Regions from separate parts of the Homo sapiens genome. Here region 2 is linked to region 1. Evidence: chromatin loops called from intact Hi-C (ENCODE). Cell type or tissue: heart left ventricle. All regions are shown on one strand. Each heading gives the region's core, and the rest is flanking DNA. Links, peaks and the distances in the headings are about the cores only. Region 1 overlaps SLC2A9 (solute carrier family 2 member 9). Region 2 holds the start of LOC124900664 (a long non-coding RNA gene).

Region 1 (4,397 bases), core at 84-4,083:
GACATTTTACCCATCTAGAGAATATTCTTCACTGACATTTTACCCATCTAGAGAATATTTCCTTCCTAGATTTTGCTTCCCTGTCATCTTCCTTTTAATAAATAACTCCATCCTTTGAATTCTCACCTAGTCACAAATGATGAAATATGAATGCCCTGTGAAACAGGGCCATATTGTCCCCAGGAGTTCGGATCAGAGAATTGGCTTGAATCTCCAATCTCTTACCATGACATTTAAAATGTTTCAAAACCATTAGCAGTCATCTCATTACCCCAGACATGTGGGAGTTTGCAAGGCAAAGGAGAAAGGACATTCAGTTGACCAGTATAATAGAGAGGAAGACCTTAATAATAAGCCAATATGTTCAAAAGAAGGCATAGAGCTCCTCACTGTTTCTCAACCTCCAATATGCAAAACAAACATCTGGTGGAGGGGAAAGTTGGGTGGCTTCAGAACCTAGTAGAAATTTCCAGATCTTGGAATCAGATCAAACTGGATTTGAATCCTGGCTCCGGCACTTCTTGGCTGTGTAGCACTGAGCAGTGCACTCAACATCTCTGAGCTTCAGTTGTCCTCTTTATGAAATGCTTGTGTCTCTTCTTTTTTGTAGCTATGTCTGTGCCTCACATTTTGGGCACACAGCACACAGTTAGGCTCCCTTCCAAATGGAAAGAGAGGGCTAAAATTAGAGAGTTATATTCTCTGACCTTGATGGAGTAGTTCATTTATTTTCACTCTTGCTCACTGATTTGCACTGACAAGATTGATGCCCATGCAAACAGGCAGAGGCTTGCAATTGTCTTTCTGACTTCTTGTTGACAGAACATTTCATTTTGTACCTTGCACTTAATGGGTCATTCTAACAAGATGCTTTTAAAAAATAGATACCATAAAAAATGTAGAGGAATGATGTTTTGTCTCTTTCCCTTTCCACTTTGTGGTCTTTTTATTAGAAGAAAACATTTCAACGTTTCACATTCTGGAAGTTTCACAAGATTCATTCTTGTTATTCTCAAGTTATAGACTGCACCCAGTTTTGTTTATTTATTTTTACTTTGAGCAATGGAAAAACACAGTCTGAGATGAAACTTATGGGGGAAGTACGGGAGATGTTTTTTGTTTTTTGTAAAGTATTTTATTGGTGTTGTGAAGAAATCAATACCAGCTCATTAGGGCAAATTTGTAAAATTCGGAAAAATAGAGAGGAACAAAGAAGAAATTACCTACAATCATACTACCCAAGGAAGTTTGGCAAATTCTTCCCTTGTCTTTCTATGCATAGATGTATATTTCTTACATAGTAGCACAGTAATCCTATTCTAAATACGAGCTCTGATCTGCTTTTGTTCACATAATCTTATGTCAGAATGACTCTCCATTTTCTTATTTATTATTTTTTTGTTGAAGTGTATCATATATGCAGAAAATCATGTAGATCATCACCTTCCCTGAATTAACACTAGTGCTGAACGATTTATCCTTCTCCAGTAATTTTCTGTATGATAATTTCCTTAACCATTGTCTGCGGGTGAGGTTGTTGAATGTCTCTGCTCGGAACCTGATGGCAGTGCCATGCTTTCTGGGTTCCAGTCCCAGCTCTGTGTCTTTTTATTAGCCGCGTGACCCCCAAGTAAGTTATTCAGCATCTCTGTGACTCAGTTTCCCCACTTCTAAAAGCCATCATCCCTGCTTCATAGGGATGGGCTGAGGATTGTACCAATGAATATACATTAAGTGATTCCAGCAGTGGCTGGCAAATGGTATACACCCAGTAAGTGGTAACTATTCTTGTCCTATTTAGGTAGATTTCCATAATGTGTGATTTTACATAAGGCTACGATGGACATCCTTGTGGAGAGCAGGATTTTACAGGGGGTCTTGCTATCTTTTGACAGTTGAGGAAACTAAGACCAAAAGGAGTGACTTACTCTGGGTCACACAGTCAGCTGGCTCAGAACCCAAGAGAGTGGGGAAAGAGAACATCATGGGGCCCCTACTGTCCCTGCCACCGACACCCCAAAGTGTTCTACATGGGACCTCATGAATGCTCACATCATGCCTGAAAGTCCAATGACTGCCATTGTTTGAAAGAGGGGCACACTGAGGAAGTGGCTACACTTCTTCCCTTGGTGCAAGAAGACTTCACGGGAAGCCATTCTTATTCATTCCAGACTCCAGAAGCCACTCCTTCTCATCCCGATGCTCTGGCAGGCAGATCATCTTCCTTAAAAGCTGACAATTTTGGGCAAAGTATTCCTTGGAAACCCCAGAAAGGAGGGTAAATGACTTCACAGTCCTGGAAGGGAAGGAAGAGTCCTTTCTAAAATCAGAACTCAGAGTCTCAGCCTCTGGAGAGCACTCCTGCCACTGCCTTTAAGTTTGGACCCAGTGGATCTCAGTCATCTGGACCATGGCCAGTTGGTACCCCGCCATTTAGCAAGCTCTTGCCAGCTCCTCCCATGGTCAGGCTGTTGGCCCTGTGCTGGGCTTACAGAGGGCCTTTGCCATGGTGCCTGCCTGTAGGAGCTCACAGTCCAATGGAGGAGGTTGACTATGACCCAAGGATAAATGATGTTTTGCTGTTCTAGAGGTGCAGGAATCTCTGTGTGGGAGGTTCCTCTGAGCAGGAAGTGATGATTCAGAGCTTGGGTGGTGGATTCTTTCATGCAGGCATGCATTCATCCATTCCACAGACACCTAAGGTGCACTCATACTGTGCCAGCTGTCACAGGTGACGTTGCCGTGATCTAGAGAGAAAAGCAAACCTGGAAACAATTACCACATGCAACACTGAGACGAGCTTCCCTCTCAAATAAGGGGTTCTGGGAGGGATTCCTGGAGACAGGGACCAGGAACCTGAGAGCTGAAGGGCCAGCAGAAGTTAGGTGAAGTGAAGTGCATTGGGTAGTCTGTCCCCCTTTCATCTTCTCAAAGAGCTGGAGATGCAAGGATGGATGCAGAATAGTCCATTGGAAACAGTCCTTAAAATGGTAGCATTGACCCCAATTCCTGGAAAGGCATGAAACTAAATTCAGCATGAGGTTGAGAGTGTGGAATAGAAAAATGTTCTGGGGAGAAACAGCTTTGGCTTTAGGATGAGGCTACTCTGAATTCAAATCCTGATCACCCATTTACCAGCTAAGTGGTCTTGGGAACATTGCCCAACACATCTGAATTTATTTGCTCATCTGTAAAATGGACATAACCATTCCCACCTGTGGTAGGCAAAACAATGGCTCCCCAAGATGTCCACACCATGATTCCCAGAAGCTGGGAATATATTACCTTACATGGCACAAAGGAATGTTGCAGGTGGGACTAATCTTGAGATAGGGAGCTAACCCTGGATTACCCAGGTGAGCCCAATATTATCACAGGGTCCTTGTAAGTGAAAGGGGGAGGCAGGAGGGTCAGAGTCAGAGAAGGAGATGTGATGGTGGAAGCAGAGGCAGGAGTGACGCCATTGCCAGCTTTGAAGGTGAGGAAGGGGTCACACGCCCAGGAATGCAGATGTTCTCTAGAAGCTGCAGCAGGCAAGATTCTGCCCTGGAGCCTCCAGAAGGAACCAGCCCTGCAGACACCATCGTGTTTGCACTGCAAGATCTATTCTAGACTTCTGATTTCCAAAACTATAAGATAATCCACCTGGGTTGTTTTAAGCCACTGAGTCTGTGGTAACTCGCTACAGCAGCAATAGGAAACTAATACAGCATCTGACAGAATTATGGAAACAAAATCCAAAGTGTGTGAAAGCCACTCCCCTGTTCCTCACAGAGCATCAATATAAGGTAAGTTCCTTGCACTTTCCAAAGTTATGTATATATAAAAATATCATATTTATATAGGTTATATATATAATATGCATAATATATTATAATGTTTATATATTATGTATTTGAAAACAAGGAAATAAAATATGTAGATATATTTTATATATTTATTGATATAAAATATATAAATATATAAAATTTATAATATATAAAATATATTTTATATATTTATATAATATACAAAATATATTATATATCTTGAAATATATTTGAAAAGAAGGCAATAAATATATTTATATATATACAGTTACATATGTAATAAACACACAAATATATGTCTATATATTTCATCCAGCCCTTTGAAGTGATTGCTTATCCAAAAAGACTTTCCAATTTTTTTCATTCCTCTTATGAGATTTTGACAGTCTATTAAAATGGCTCAGGAGGCTAATAAAGTTGAGAGGGGAAAGACATCTTTGCTCATTTGATCTGCAATTAATTTTGGCTCAGGGCGTCAGTCATCAGCTTGGGGAACTGTAAATAATCGCCATCTTTCAGAAACAGCTGGTTTTCCAAATTGATTTGCCTGGCACAGTGTTAACTCTCTGATGAGTGAACTTCCAGTGA
Region 2 (4,397 bases), core at 198-4,197, 99 kb before region 1:
CTGTGGGAACAAAATAGTCTCAGGTGTCTGGAGGCACAGGAGCCTCTTTCCCAGTGAGTCAGCCAGGCTCCTCTGGGAGAATCACTTGGGGAGGAGGAAAAAACACCACAAACCTGCAAACCTAATGCTCAAGTCAAGCCAAAATGGGAGCTGAGTTTTTTCCTTAGGACAAGGGAGGTGTACTGGGGTCACCCAACACCACCTTCAGGTAGGATAATTCACTGGCATGAGTCACAGGCGTTGGCACAGGAATGCGGTAGTACTCACAGCTATGACTGATCACAGTGGTGGAACACAATGCTAAGTCAGCAAAGGAAAAAGGTGCAGGGGTGAAGTCCAGAGGAAACCAGGGGCAAGCTCCAAAGAACTCTTCTAGCAGAGCCTCACGGGACGCGCTTCATCCCCACAGCAACGAGTTGTGACAACTCTTGTGAAATTTGTCTAACAAGGAAACTCATTAGAGACTTGGAGTCCAGGGTTTTTCTCGGGGGGTGGTCACATAGGCACTCTCTGCTTGGCAAGCAGAAAATTCCAGATTCCCAGAAAGAAAGCAGATATAAACCACACTGAGACAGCATAAACCACACTGTTTGCACAGTTTAGGTACACTGAGTCACTCTTACCAGATCTGGGAACGGTGGCAACCCTTCCAACATCCAAGTTCCCAGATGCAAGCCCGGGACTTACCCTGCAGCAGGCTTTTCTAGGAAGAGAAGTCTCAGGCGTGCTGTGAGAGCTCTTTTCTACACAGGAGGCCTTACCTCGGGGAGCCAGGCGACATTAGGTAGCACTGCTGGGATTGTGGAATTTTGTTCTTGTGGGGCCCTAACTTCAGAGGGCCTGGTTCAACAATGGGTACTTTTTTAAGGACTTCTGGACTGCGTTCTTCCCTGTGCCAGTGTGTTCAGTGGTGCAGACTGTCTTTATAAAGCCCTAAGGCATTGTGGCATGACTTCCTCTCTTATGCAATGGTGTGTGTACTCTGGCCCAGCTACCAAGTGTTACTTCCGTGTATTTTTACAGGACTCCTGAGAATCGTTCCAAGTGAGTTCACGGGAGGCTCTGTGTGAATCAGTAAGGCACATTAATATTGTTAAACGGGCTACGAGGTAATTTGCCTCCCATTGTCTGGCAATTTCTTTTATTATTTGGAGATGCTCTAAGCCAGTCTTGGCTGGGAATTGCAGAGTTCAATTTTATGTCCAGAGGCTTGGTCCCCAGGTTCCTGGCCTGGGAGATAATGGTAAGTGATTCATGGATTCTTGAATCTGACAAATAAATGAGCCTAGGCCCCTTATTTTACAAATATAGCAGTAAAAATATCAACAACACTACCACCAACCACCCCAATTTCCGGTTTTTATTGTGTACTTCATATCGACCCAGCACTGTGCTGTATCTTCATTCTCTCATTAAATCTTCACAGTAACTCTTCAAGGAGGGCAATGATTTAACAGATGAGGAACCTGAGGCGCAGAGAGGTTAAGTAACTTACTCAAGGTCACCCAGCAAAGAAGTGGCAGAGCTGAGAGTGGAAAAAAGCCAATTCCAACTACCTTTAACATTGACAGCACTTCCAGAGAGGCACACAGATTGCTTAAGATCACCCAAGGCCACAGAAAGACTCAGTGATGCAAGCAAGTGTTAAATCCAGAACTCTTGGCTCTTTCTTAAGCTTCCTTTGCTTTAACCATGTAGCCTTTTATTCAGTTGTTTGCAGTTTAGGCTGTAGTTAGTACTAGCCGTAACATCAATGCTTCTGGAGCAACTCATAACAATTTTGATCAGACTCATCATCTCATACCAATTGCAGGAGCTTCCTAACAGGCCTAGCATCCTCTAGTCTAATCCCTGAAATGTCCTTCACACTGCACCTATGAAGAACATTCTTAACCACAAATTAGAGCTATCAATTCCGTGCTAAAACCCTCCAATGGCTCCCCAGTGCCCATGGAATTTTGTGTAGACTCCTGAGGCTGGCAGGCAAAGCCAGGTACAGGCAGCCTCCAACCTTCTACTGGGCCACCTTTCAACCCACTGCGTCTTTTATACCTCCTGTGTGGCAACCTGTGGTCTCCGGTTTCTGCACCTTCAAGAATTCTGTTAACTCTGCCTGTCGTCCTGTAACTGAGCCCACTCCGTCTGCCCTTCTTGCTTGCTTGACTTGGATTCCACAGCCTTTCTTGGCTTCCTATTGTCATGGCATTTTTATTCCATGTTATAATTGTATGTTTACTTGACTACTGTCTCCACTAGATCTTGAACTCCTTGAAGGCAAGAAACAGCAGAATTTGTATCTAGAAGAAAGGATGGGAAGCTGGGCCCCTGGTAGTGAGGAAGCAGACCTGTAAAGTCAGATAGAAAGATACAAGAATGTGCCTCGTGGCTGTTGGCTGAATGAAAAAGTAAAACAAGGAATCCCAAGTAAGATAGGAATGAGTGAGATGTCCCAAAGCAGGCCTAGAGGTTACCTACCACAGTGATCTTAAAGCAAATTTTTATTGCAGATTGTTTTCTTCAAACAGGATCGAGTTCTCCCAACACATAAAAGGAAAGCTCTAGGTAAAGGTTTATATCTCCAAGCCTTCATGACTTGGCCTAAATCTCTCCTCCTTCTTGAAGCCTCAGGTCACAGTGCAATTGTGATGGCATGGGCTCTGTAGTTACGTTGATTGTGTCAGCAGGGCAAACTTGCTGCTGTAATAAACAAGCCCTGTATCTCAGTGGCTTAACACAGTGAAAATTCCCATTTATATCACCTCATTTGAAGGAGATGAGCAGGAACACTCTGCTCCATGAAGCCATTCAGGGACCCAGGTTCCTTAAGTGAAGTGGTTCCACCATTCTCTAGGACTTTGGAGTCCTCTGCTAGATCCTCTGTGGCTGGCCAGCTGACAGGAGCAAGCGTGGAGCAGGCAAACACATTCTCAGCGTCTTGGTGGAGGTCACACATGTCCCTTGTACTTACACTCCTTGCTTGAGAAGTAGTCATATGGCCCCACCTAGATGCAAGGAACTGGGTAAGGTGGCCTGGCAGTATGTCCAGGAAGAGGAGAGCACTGTGAGGTCTAGCAGGCCCTGCAGTTCTACCATCTTTGGCATGGCTGTGGGATGTGTTTCTCCACTCCAGACTTCTCTGTTGTGAATGAAACTTCTCAGGATGGCTACAAGGGTTGAATGAGATGAGATATCCAAATGTCTGATACATACTTAGCAGTCAACCAATCTTCATTCCATGTCTCCTCTTCTCCCCTAAAACAGAGGTATTGATATCATCATCTTTATATTTTCTACACTTAGAGTTGGAAAAAAGTAATGGTTAAGAGATGGACTCTGGATCCCTGCTCACTGGGGCTGAGTCCTGGTGACATCGCATGCCAATGGTGTGAGCTTGGGAGGGCCCCTTGTGGCTCTGTGGCTCAGATACCACATCTGCCCAAAACAGAGGTAACAAATAGTACCCTTGTGGAGGGTAAGAAGTGAGTCAGTATGCCTCCAGTTCTTAGAATAGTACAGAGCATATTGTAACTATGATGTGTGGGTTACCTGTTTTATTATTATATGGTTACTGCCACACAGCAGAAACTCAAAACGAATTCTTATTTAAGCACCCATTCTGTATCATGCATGACCAGTCATGTTTTGCCATAGGTGAGGTTCACAAATCTCAAGCTTGGGGAATGTTAGTGCAGTGAATTCTCTGAGCAAACTTCATCACTGGCTTCAGCCTTGTGGTAACAAGGCCTTTCACCTGGGCTATTGCTGAATTCAGACCTGGAAGACAAACGTTCAGTTGCCAAAAGCATTGGGGCAAACAGCTTTCGGGGAACTTTTGAGAAAAGTGTTCCTGCAGGGGGCCTAGGCTATGCAGCAAGTCTTCTGGCCCCTCCAGAGTCTATAGAGGCTTCTGTCAGCCATTTCCCAACGTCACAGTAAGAAACTTCCACAGACTCCCAAAGCAATGCTTGGTAGTGGGTGAGCTGAAAACCCTCTCTTTTCCCACCAGGCTCCTGAATGCAGTGCAACACAAAGGAAAAGACAAAATTTCCTCCCAATCAGCATCCTTTTCATTTCCTTACATTAATTCCAGGAAGCCAGTCATTACTGAGGCCTTCCAGGGTGGGTATTAGCCTGACTCCTTGCAAGACAGCTGCAATTGCTTGAATTACTATAAGAGTGCCATAGGGAGCAAGTTCACGTGCAAGAGTGACCTTGCACATGTGGAGGTCTCCTGTTTATCAGGTGGCAGGAGGGGTGTCTGTGAAGTCCTGGATACTCATTACTTATGCCAGCTTCTCTGAAGGGTCTTTACTCTGTACATACTTGCAGTAGTTCCTGGGGCAGCCTCTACCCCCTGTCTTGCTGTGGCCCCTCTAATCCTTGCGCTTAGCAATCAT

What was found. A loop is a pair of places that touch in the nucleus more often than their neighbours do. Peaks named below come from ENCODE experiments on the same cell type or tissue, not always from the same donor. Only the 100,000 strongest peaks of a DNase experiment are listed, where the experiment ranks them.
Region 2: a loop joins it to region 1, with 2.0 times the contacts of the local background. A loop is called at or near these places in 40 of 110 quality-filtered maps.

The regions. Positions count from the first base shown.
Region 1 is chr4:9,903,447-9,907,843 of GRCh38, reverse strand. The region is part of intron 8 of SLC2A9 (solute carrier family 2 member 9); the gene reads left to right. Among named protein-coding and RNA genes, the nearest start is that of SLC2A9-AS1, 82 kb to the left of the region's middle. In heart left ventricle, for the core only: no CTCF peak of the experiment used is centred there; a DNase peak (open chromatin) is centred at 2,463.
Region 2 is chr4:10,002,983-10,007,379 of GRCh38, reverse strand. All of the region lies in intron 2 of SLC2A9 (solute carrier family 2 member 9), which reads left to right. It overlaps SLC2A9-AS1 (SLC2A9 antisense RNA 1), which reads right to left. Exons shown (of 4, transcript NR_183862.1): 4 at 2,481-3,252. LOC124900664 (a long non-coding RNA gene) reads right to left here and starts at 900. Exons shown (of 2, transcript XR_007058026.1): 1 at 688-900. RefSeq lists enhancers at 37-386, 246-1,445, 3,086-3,245. In heart left ventricle, for the core only: no CTCF peak of the experiment used is centred there; no DNase peak of the experiment used is centred there; H3K27ac peaks cover 687 bases.